Regions from separate parts of the Homo sapiens genome. Here regions 2 and 3 are each linked to region 1. The links are chromatin contacts, found by Hi-C or POLR2A ChIA-PET in ENCODE. All regions are on one chromosome and are shown on one strand. The core of a region is the stretch at or near the end of the contact, and the rest is flanking DNA. Distances in the headings are between cores, read along the strand shown.

Region 1 (3,727 bases), core at 680-3,179:
TATTCTGTCTACTGTAGTCGTAGAAATGAAAAGGGACTTGCCCAAGAGTACCCACAGAGCTGACTGAAAAGAAACAACTATGGGTAGGCTCACACCACTGGCAGAAGCACCCCTTTTCCTCCTCCTTGGCATGAAGCTAAAGCCCAGCCATTCTCCAAGGTCCATTTCAGGCTGCCCCTGCCCAGAAGCCACAGCTGCCCTCCTAGGCCTGCAGAGGTCATCCTCTTGACTGTGTCTGTGTCACTCATTGCCACTTGGCACACATTTGGTCAGCAGTCGTGAAGGTCTTCCATTGTTCTCTGCCCAGTCTTGATCCTGGAAGGCAAGGATCACACCCTAGAACTTTTTTGTGCCCACTGCACAGAGTAGGGTCTCAATACGTGTACGGTTCATGATGTTCCTAGCAGATTCTCCAAACTGACTCACTCAGCCCCTGGAACACTAAAAACTGCATTTCCCAGACTCCTTTGCAGCGTGGGCTAGGTTCCACCAAGCCAGACACAGTGAAAGTGAGTGGGTGGCCACAGGTGGAGGGCACAGTGGTGGATATGTTTTGTTCTTTTGGGGGCAGCTATGCTGGGGGCTGCACTAAGTGATGGGGCAGTGGTCCCAATGGAGTAGTAAAATTAAGTGTTTCTCGTGGCTGCATGGCTCCTGGCTGTGTAGGACTTAGACCCGTCATCTGTAAGCTCCTTCACCTCATGTAAACAAAACCCCTCTAGCTGGAGTGGTGTCTATTGTCTGCGACTAAGAACCCTTATATAAGGTATACTACTCCCCAACCCCATTAGTGGAAATCCCAAAGGGTAGGAACTGTATTTTATTTCACTTGTAAACAGCTCCCCTAGTAAGCATGTCAACAAAATATACACAATTCATTGAACCCCATAACATTTCAACGAATTCCTCATCCTTTCTGTGAATCAAGAGCCTGAAAAGAAATGGTGAAATAATATGATCCTCTCTTCTTTGAAAGCTCAAAGCTATGTTGGACCAGAAGTAAAGTGTTCTCGTTTCTATTTAATAACTTGAAAGGTTCCGAGGGGCCATTGAGGAAACTCCTCCCTTTTAATATCAATGTGTATTTATTGCAAAAATAATGTAGCATCGAGTGGTATTTTATAGCTTATCCAAAAACCTCCTGGGTTTAACGCATTGTGATAGTCCCGTTTTCTTCTCAGCCCAGGTCCTATGCATCCTCATCTATGCAGGGCTGTTATCTGCATATAATTTTTTTTTTTTTTAAGACAAAGTCTTGCTCTGTCGCCCCGGCTGGAGTGCAGTGGTGCAATCTCGGCTCACTGCAACCTCCGCCTCCCAGGTTCAAGCGGTTCTTCCGCCTCAGCCTACCGAGTAGCTGGGACTACAGGCATGCGCCACCACACCTAGGTGATTTTTGTATTTTTAGTAGAGACAGGGGTTTCACCATGTTGACCAGGCTGGTCTCGAACTCCTGATCTCAAGCGATCCACCCGCCTCAGCCTCCCAAAGTGCTGGGATTACAGGCATAAGCCACTACGCCCGGCCTCAATTTTGTATTGTACTTTTTCTTTCTTTCTTTAATAGAGACAGGGTCTCACTATGTTGACTAGGTTGGTCTAGAACTCCTGGGCACAAGCTGTCCGCCCGCTTCTGCCTCCCAAAGTGCTGGGATTGCAGGCGTGAACCACCGCCCCTGGCTACAGGTGCCTTCTTGTCTCAATTTGCCTTTGACCTTTCTTAGGGACTTGTTTTCTGCTTTTCCTGCTCTTTGTCCGCTGATCTCCTGGGAAGAAAGCTTCCGAAAAGGACACCGTTTCAGGGGCGAGTGACGCCGGGGTGCCCAGGCCGCGCCCCAGTTCCGGGTTTGCACCCGGTCTTCTTGCCCTGCCCCGCCCGCGGGACTACAGTTCCCAGGCGCCCCTGCGCGGCCGCGGCGCCGGCGCCGGCGTCGGTTGGGACGCGGAGCTGAGGAGCAGGGCCGGGCGCCATGGCACCGTGGGGCAAGCGGCTGGCTGGCGTGCGCGGGGTGCTGCTTGACATCTCGGGCGTGCTGTACGACAGCGGCGCGGGCGGCGGCACGGCCATCGCCGGCTCGGTGGAGGCGGTGGCCAGGTGAGTGGGCCCCGGGACGCCGCTGGGGCCGCCGAGCTCTAAGCTCAGCCCGCTCCCTGGCTGCCGGCAGGGGGCGGGGCGGCAGGGGGCGGGGCCGCGGCGCAGGCCCCGCCTCGGTCTCCCCCTTCCCACCCCGGTGCGCGCACAGTGCTGACCACGGACGACCCCACTGTTGCCCCCGGCGAGCACCAGGACTCTGCTGGTTAGGGCTGCGCGGTCAGACAGGGCGGCCACCTGGTACGTGCGCTGCTGAGCGCTTGACCTGCGGCCAGTCTGAATTGAGATGTGCTGTAAGCGTAAAATGCATACCGATTAACAAGACTTAGCCGGGCGCGGTGGCTCGCATCTGTGATTCTAGCACTTGCAGAGGCAGAGGAGGGAGGATCGCTTGAGGCTAGGGGGTTGGAGACCACCCTGGGCAACATAGGGAGACCCCGTCTCTGCCAAAAATTTAAAAATTAGCCGGGTGTGGTGGTGCACGCCTGTAGGCCCAGCCACTTGGGAGGCTGAGGCAGGAGGATCGCTTGAGCCCAGGAGGTCAAGGCTACAGTGAGCTGTGATCACCCCACTGTACTCTAGCCTGGACTGCAGAGCGAGACGGTCTCATAAACAAAACCCCCAAAAACACCAGACTTCGTGAGTAAAATGTAAAATAAAAACATGAAAATGGGTTATGTTGTTTGCCTGTTGAAATGATATACTTTTTGTTTGTTTTGTTTTGTTCTTTTCAGATGGAGTCTTGCTCTGTCGCCCAGGCTGGAGTGCAATGGCACGATCTCGGCTCACTGCAACCTCCGCCTCCCGGGTGCAAGTGATTCTCCCCCTTCAGGCTCCCGAGTAGCTGGGATTACAGGCACCCGCCATCATGCCCAGTTACTTTTTTTATTTGTTTTGTTTGAGACGGAGTTTTGCTCTTGTTGCCCAGGCTGGAATGCAGTGGTGCAATCTCTGCTGACTGCAACCGCCGCCTCCCAGGTTCAAGCGATTCTCCTGCCTCAGCCTCCTGAATAGCTGGAATTACAGGCATGTGCCACCACACCCGGCTAATTTTTTGTATTTTTAGTAGAGACGGGGTTTCACCATGTTGGGCAGGCTGGTCTCTAACTCCTGACCTCAGGTGATCCACCTGCCTCGGCCTCCCAAAGTGCTGGGATTATAGGCGTGAGCCACATGCCCAGTTGATAATATTTTTAATATACTGTTTTAGGTTAAAATATTTGAAATTAAGTATACCTTTTTTTTTTAACTTTTGTTAATGTGCTTATTAGAAAACTTTAAATTACCTTTGTGGCTCTCATTATAATTCTGTTGGACTGCATTGGTTTAGGTGAGAGGAGGAGGAAGAGAACATCGTGCCAGCCAAGACTTGACCATGAGGACACTTTTTTTTTTTTGAGACAGTTTTGCTCTTGTTGCCCAGGCCGGAGTGCAGTGGCGCCATCTGGGCTCACTGCAACCTCTGCCTCCCAGGTTCAAGTGATTCTCCTGCCTCAGCCTCCCAAGTATCTGGGATTACAGGCACCCGCCACCACGCCCAGCTAATTTTTGTATTTTTGGTAGACATGGGGTTTCACCATACTGGCTAGGCTGGTCTCGAACTCCTGACCTCAACTGATCCACCTGCCTGGGCCTT
Region 2 (3,298 bases), core at 484-2,983, 1.5 Mb before region 1:
ATGATAAAAAGAAAAAAAAAACCGGTTGCCTGCAGGGGTTAAATGGGTGTGGATGTGGAGGATGGGAGATAAAAGACAGTGGAGCCAGGCTCAATGGCACATGCCTATAGTCCCAGCTACTCAGGAGGCTGAGATAGGAGGATTGCTTGAGCCTAGAAATTCGAGGTTACAATGAGCTATGGTTCCACTCCAGCTTGGGTGACAAAGCAAAACCCTGTCTCTTAAAAAAGTGGGGGAGGGGCAAATTAAGGAGAGGGACCTTATACTGGACCAATAATGATAAAATGTCATGAAATAAAGAGTTTAACTCATTGCTCTTCACTTTCAGTCCAAAGGAAAATGAGATTATTTGTAAGTGCTTCATACAAATTATATCAGCTTTAGCAGGTTACTCGTCATATTTTGACACAGTATACACTGATTTTGTCCTTACGTCTTCACATTTTGAACATACCCTTTACAGGTAAGAAGGAATTATCCCCTAAAATATAAGGATAAAAGAATCTGGAATCTAGGCCCGACGCGGTGGCTCACGCCTGTAATACCAGCACTTTGGGAAGCCGAGGCGGGTGGATCATTTGCGGTCAGTTCAAGACCAGCCTGTCCAACATGAGGAAACCCCGTTCTTACTGAAAATACAAAAATTAATTGGGCAGTAGTGGTGTTCGCCTGTAATCCCAGCTACTCGGGAGGCTGAGGCAGGAGAATCCCTCGAGCCTGAGAGGCGGAGGTTGCGGTGAGCCGAGATCGGACCACTGCACTCCAGTCCGGGCGAGAGAGTGAGACGCTGTCTCAAAAAACAAAAAACTGTAATCTGAATTCAATTTTTCTACAACACACCCCCAGACAAAAAAAACTTGGCCAGCCGCGGTGGCTTGCGCCTGTAATCTTTGGGAGGCCGAGGCGGGCGGATCACAAGGTCAGGAAATCGAGACCATCCTGGCTAACATGGTGAAACCCCGTCTCCACTAAAAATACAAAAAGTTAGCTGGGCCTGGTGGCAAGCGCCTGTATTCCCAGCTACTCGGAGGCTGAGGCAGGAGAATGGCGTGAACCCAGGAGGCGGAGGTTGCAGAGGTTGCAGTGAGCCGAGATTGCGCCACTGCACTCCAGCCTGGGCGACAGAGCGAGACTCCGTCTTAAAAACAAACAAAAAACAAAAACTTGTTTTGTACCTCTCCATAGCTTAGTATTACTTTTTAACACAAACACCTATTGTTCTCTGTCTGCATGCACTGGAATTGAGGTCTGTGGATGTGCCTTTCCTGACAATATTTCTTCACGCTTGCTGCCCACTGGTGCTGTGAGGGCACAATAACGAATGTTTACTTTGCCCTTGCACTCTTCACATCTGGGAACCGCAAAGGAGCGCGGTGGTCGGACTGTCAGCCTCGCCTTCTATTCTTTGATTTCCAGTAACTTATTTTCGAAAGATTGCTGGAGGGAAAGGCTCAACGTCTCTTTTGGGATTTTCCTAAGCAGAAAGACCTCATCCTAACAAAACTGAGGCGCCAATCCTACTGGCTGGCAACTTTCGGCAGGGAGGGTGATTCTATTTGAAGATCAATCCTAACTCTGGGACCCCTTGGGAATGTCCAGGAGCTAGGAACGCAGCGCCGCGGTCTCTCCAGCCTCTGGTCCCTGGGAGCAAGCAGGGCACCGGTGGAGCAGGTGCCTCTGGGGCCGCACGGAAACCCAGCTAGGCCAGTTCCTCCACTGCGCCGGTAGGCGGCGGAGACGCTGCGCGTGCGCGCAGGGCAGACGGTAGAGCGGAGACGACGCTCCCAGACTCCTCCGGTCTCCCCGGGCAGCATGAAGACCGCCGAGAACATCAGAGGAACCGGCAGCGACGGGCCGCGGAAACGAGGCCTCTGCGTCCTCTGTGGCCTCCCCGCGGCAGGAAAATCGACTTTCGCGCGCGCCCTCGCCCACCGGCTGCAGCAGGAGCAGGGTTGGGCCATCGGTGTTGTCGCGTATGATGACGTCATGCCCGACGCGTTTCTCGCCGGGGCAAGAGCGCGACCGGCGGTCAGCACGGAGGGGCGGGGCCTGGGCCGCGGGGCGGGGCGGGGCGGGGCGGGGCGGGGCGGGGACACTCGCGTCCACGCGGTCCTGGGTGATTTGCCATGAGCGCCCATTGCTTGGTGTGGGAGGTGAAGTTCGAGAAAAGTGGAGCTGGGTTAACATAGTTACTGCAGAGGGTGAATGCGTTGGCTGTAGAAAGTGGTTACAAAGCCAACTGTTAGAACGATGCATTTTAGATGCTTATCTGTATATTTGATGCATGTATATGTTGTATATTCTATACAGTTGAGTCTTCAGACAGGGTCAGGTTCTCAAGTCAGCGTGCAAGGTGGAAAGCCCCTATAGTCAAATGCACTGTCGAAAATCCCTTAGGAAGTTTCTCCTTAGGAGAGGGAAAGAAGTTCTAAAACTTGAACGTCTAGCTACGGGTGGATTCAGGTTTTGTAATTTGAGGAATCCTCTTTAAGAAAAGGAATAAAAACTATAAGTAACAAAATTTCTGGGGTCCCTCAGAACGATAGAAAGAGGCTGTACAAATGCATTATCAGACCTATGAAGCTTAATCTTTGTTCATCTCAAAGTAAATCTGCCTCTGCCAGCTTTGGGAAGGATGGCTGTTTCTTAGTTGACCACCAGAGGAAGTAATGGGTTTGTATTTACGGAAAAACTTGTATGTTCCAAATACATCTCTTTAAGCCCTCCTCATCTCACACTCAGCACAGTGAGATACATCCTCTTGGAGAAGCATGTGGAAACTGAGACCACTGGGGGAAGAGTAGATTACATTCGTGTTTCTCATGCTCACTCTTGAGTAAATACTCTTTGAAATATTCTGAAATGTTAACATTATTATTTTTGTTGTTTAATGCCTAATGTAGATGAATTTACAGAAATCAAATGCAAATGTTATGTGACTCTACTTTCTAAGTATATATACAAAAATACAGTACATTTGGTGCATGGGCTCTCCAGCAAGGTGTATCTACTTTCTCATTCTTGGTTAATTGTGAAGTAAGTGCAGTGTCAGGATAGCGCAGGATTGACCTGGATGATAGTATTTTCAACACTTCGGAGAAAGCTGAAAGTTGTCGATAGGGATTGTTGTATTTGCTGGCTTTCCCTTCACTTGTATTATGTTGTTTTTTCCACGCTTTTCCTATGGACAAAGACTGTGGGACTCATCTGCTCACTTAGGAAGTGATATGTGTTTCCAATTTAGTGGGTTTAGCTGATGTGTTTGTTGTATGTAGTGTAATCTCAGTGGTGGTAAGGC
Region 3 (3,556 bases), core at 447-2,946, 1.6 Mb before region 1:
ATTGCTATCTCTATCAATTCCATACAACAAACCTATACTCAATCTCTACTAGGCACAAAACAATTCCTATTTTCAACAACTGTACAGATGGTTGGGAAAACAAATGTGAGAATTATTTGGTAAAGCTCCATACCAGAAGAGAATTATAGTATCTAAAAACTCTAAGTGTAGCAGAGAGAAATTACTGACAAATTCTCTCACAGTGTGGAGGGCTGTGCTTGGCACTAAATGATGAACAGGATTTTTCCTATCCAAAAGAAGGGGCATTCTAGGTAGAGGGAAAAGCATGTACAAAAGCTGGGGGGTCTAGGAGGCAGGCAGAAGTCAAGGATAAAGGGCTTTGTATGCCTGTTAAGAAGTAATGGTGGCCAGGTGCGGTGGCTCACGCTTGTAATCCCAGCACTTTTGGGAGCCGAGGCGGGCGGATCACTTGAAGCCAGGAGTTTGAGACCAGCCTGGCCAACATGGCAAAACCCTGTCTCTCCTAAAAATACAAAAATTAGCTGGGCCTGGTGGTGCACGCCTGTAGTCCCAGCTACTCAGAAGGCTGAGGCAGGAGAATCGCTTGAACCCAAGAGGCGGAAGTTGCAGGAGCCGAGATCACACCACTGTACTCCAGCCTGGGTGACAGACTGAAACTCCATCTCAAAAGAAAAAAAAAAGTAATGGTGATGGTGATTCAGTCAGAAAGCATCAAGCATCAGGACAATTGATAAAAGATTAGAGGGCAGTGCAGAAAATGAAACGCAGGTGAGGAGATAATGACTATCAACCAGTAAAGAAACTCCTGGAATTGTTCCGATGAAAGCTAGTATTTCAAAACAGAGAGGCAGAGATGGAGAAAGACAGGGAAGTTTTTCTTTAAAAACCAAAAATAAAACAAGACTGGGTGATAATACTGAACATACGAGATTGAAAGAAAGGGGAGACGACAAAATGCTGTAGGCTTTCTGCCTTATTTAAGGAAGTCAAAATCCAGCTTATAGTATTGATCTTGCTCATGAAGTTTCAGATAGGTAATTCTAAAAAGCCTATTTTCCTTTAGACTGTCCAATTATGATGACATGTATCAAAGTTAACTTATGACTACAATGGGCTGGGCATAAAGAACAGGAAGTCTGGTGTACACAACTTAGAATGCATCTGGAGTACAAAAGGAAGAAAGAGGCAAGATCTACTTCCTATTCCATGGGGCATCTGGAAAACTCCCTCAGGCGACCGCTCCATCCAAACACCTGGGATCTTTCTCAACCTTCTGATTTCTGTCACGAGGGCATCCAGCATAGTCCTGGCAACGCCGTAGGATCAGGGAGCATCAAATGAGATGGCACCTGGGGAAGGCCCGTGTGGCCCAGCGTCCACCACTAACGCCGTTCAATATCTACCTCAACTCCCCTCTAACGCGAGAATGTGTATGAGAGAGGCAGGGAGAGTTCGGAGTAAAATTAACCCGAATGGACAGCGCTTCCGCCGCGTTCGCTGCCACAAATGCTGCAGACCCGACGGAGTGGAGGCAGAAAAGGCCCTGGCGTCCACTCGGGAAAGAACGAGGTCAGGAGTCGGTCCTGCACATCGCGTAGAGCGAAGAGACGACACCTACCTGACCATAGACGCTCCCCATCCGCCCAGCAACCGTGGTCCATGCTGCCTGCGTCCACCGCCAGCGTCGAAAAACCGCCGTGGTGCCCGCGCACAGTGCACCGCGCCTGCGCATGGTCTCCAAAGGCTGAGCGAGGGCCTGCCAGTGCGCATGCTCCGCTCTTTAGCGCTTCCTGAGCAAAGTTTGAACGCCTCTCGAGTCCAGTTGGCTTATGCGCATGCGTTTCTCTGGTGCAGGTTCTCACCAAATCCAGAAGCGGCGGGCATTTGAAATGATGTAAGCCGGGAGTCGCTCTGCCTGCCCGTTTCTGCGCTGCACTGGCCGACACTTAAGCACTGGAAGAGAGGCCTGGCAGGAGGCGGCGCAGTGGACACGCGGTCCGAGGACGGGGGCCTCACCCGCCGCCCCACGCTTGCCTCTTCCTGGGATGCCGCAGGCGGGGCCCTAACTCACAGCCTCCTCACCCGGGCTCGTGTCTGCGCCCGCGACTTCGACTGGGAGGAGCTTCTGGCGCCACCTGCGCCACGGTGCGCCGGGCCGCCGGCGACCGGGTCGCTGCGCTCGGCGACTGCCGCGCTCCTCGGGGAACGTGAGGGTCTGAGTCCGGGATCCAGGAGAGCAGTTGGTGTCGGGTCTCTGCGGGGGAGCGGGGCTGCGAGGTGGAGGCGAGGACCGGGGTGGGCGGAGGCGGGGTAGGTCTGGCCGGGAAGTACCCGAGGCCCCGAGGCATGAGCGGGGGAAGGTGACCAGGACTTGGAATTTCATAAACGTCCCCGTCAGGCGTGACGGGTCGTCAGGGCTGCTATCAAAGTCAGTCCGCCCATCTACCCTCAAACAAGCCACCTCCTCTCCACCAAAACAGGCTGTGTAAAAAGTCCAGCTATAGACGACCGCCGTCGACTTAATTTCGAAAAAGATACACTTTGTCTTCTATTGTGTTCTGCTCCTACTCCTGTGCACACAGTAGGTGTCCAGTAATGTATCCGAGAATCAATTGCAGGGGACTGAGTAGAACGTTGATGATTGAGGAAAAAATAGAGGGGGAAGCCCTGATGTGTGATGCCTCCATTTCCTTATGAATTCTGTGTTGAGCATTTGTTAGAATAAACCTCATGGCCTAACAAGTGGGTTTTGAGCCATGTTCAGAAACTATACTGTGTGATGTTTTCACCTGTTTTCTTCTCAGCCAGAATCTGGTGATTTAGAAGAGAAGATTGAACAACCAAGATGAAAACCCCTGCTTCCTTTACCTGAGGTGTGGCCCTGATGGAGGTGAAGAAATCGCTTCTATTGGCATTTTAAGTTCAGCAAGAAATATGGAAGTGTACTTAGGAGAGGAGTACTGTGGAACCAGTAGGGGCAAGAATGTTTGTACTGTCTTGGATGACAGTTGTGTGACTTGTACACGGGAAAGTGTTCTCCTGAATTGGTGTCTTTATTCTGTTCACCTTTTGCAATATTGATTGACTCTCTGACATTGATGTTTACATTAGAGAAGAGAAGATAAAAACCTACTATGGCATAGAAGGTTAGACCATTAAAGCATCTTCTAGGCAATCTAGTTCAGCTTCCTCATTTTTAGGAATGCAGAAATTTAGAGCTAATAAAGGAGAGGTGAGCCTGGAGAGGGTCATACTAGTTAAAGTGTCCAGGCAAGAGTGCAGTCCTTATTGCTGCTTCTTGACTCTCTCCATAAACTCACAATGGTCTGTTTTCCAGAAATTAATTTGACAGTCAGTCTGAAACTTTGATCACATATTTTTTAAGGAACCTACAAGCCCAAGGTGGTGCCACACCAGCCTATTTAGTCCATATTCAATGTGTTATAGTTTGATCTTTTCCCTAGTCCCTTATAGGAACATTCTACACTAATCGCGCCTTAATATAAATCAAAACGTCAACTATTTTACATATTGTGCATATTGGAAATAATAAATACACGACACAGGGTTATTG

Evidence for each region. Hi-C counts contacts between places; a loop is a spot of excess contacts on that map. ChIA-PET counts read pairs that join two places held with the same protein, here RNA polymerase II (POLR2A). Pooled maps may share reads with other maps.
Region 2: a pooled map shows a loop between it and region 1 (11-fold over the local background). The contact joins the promoter of PSTK here to the promoter of LHPP in region 1. A Hi-C loop is called at or near these places in 1 of 37 single-sample maps with no recorded cell type and 9 of 50 pooled maps. POLR2A ChIA-PET finds 5 or more read pairs at or near these places in 1 of 52 experiments (activated T-cell).
Region 3: a loop to region 1 is called in a pooled map, with 17 times the contacts of the local background. The contact joins the promoter of FAM24B here to the promoter of LHPP in region 1. A Hi-C loop is called at or near these places in 1 of 37 single-sample maps with no recorded cell type and 7 of 50 pooled maps. POLR2A ChIA-PET finds 5 or more read pairs at or near these places in 1 of 52 experiments (PC-3).

What each region holds. Positions count from the first base shown.
Region 1 is chr10:124,459,894-124,463,620 of GRCh38, forward strand. LHPP (phospholysine phosphohistidine inorganic pyrophosphate phosphatase) reads left to right here and starts at 1,930. Exons shown (of 7, transcript NM_022126.4): 1 at 1,930-2,094. The coding sequence starts at 1,970. RefSeq lists a silencer at 1,810-2,269.
Region 2 is chr10:122,978,668-122,981,965 of GRCh38, forward strand. PSTK (phosphoseryl-tRNA kinase) reads left to right here and starts at 1,734. Exons shown (of 6, transcript NM_001363531.2): 1 at 1,734-2,028. The coding sequence starts at 1,813. RefSeq lists an enhancer at 1,746-2,065.
Region 3 is chr10:122,877,885-122,881,440 of GRCh38, forward strand. FAM24B (family with sequence similarity 24 member B) reads right to left here and starts at 1,697. Exons shown (of 4, transcript NM_152644.3): 1 at 1,601-1,697. FAM24B-CUZD1 (FAM24B-CUZD1 readthrough) reads right to left here and starts at 1,757. Exons shown (of 11, transcript NR_037915.1): 1 at 1,601-1,757. It also overlaps the pseudogene C10orf88B.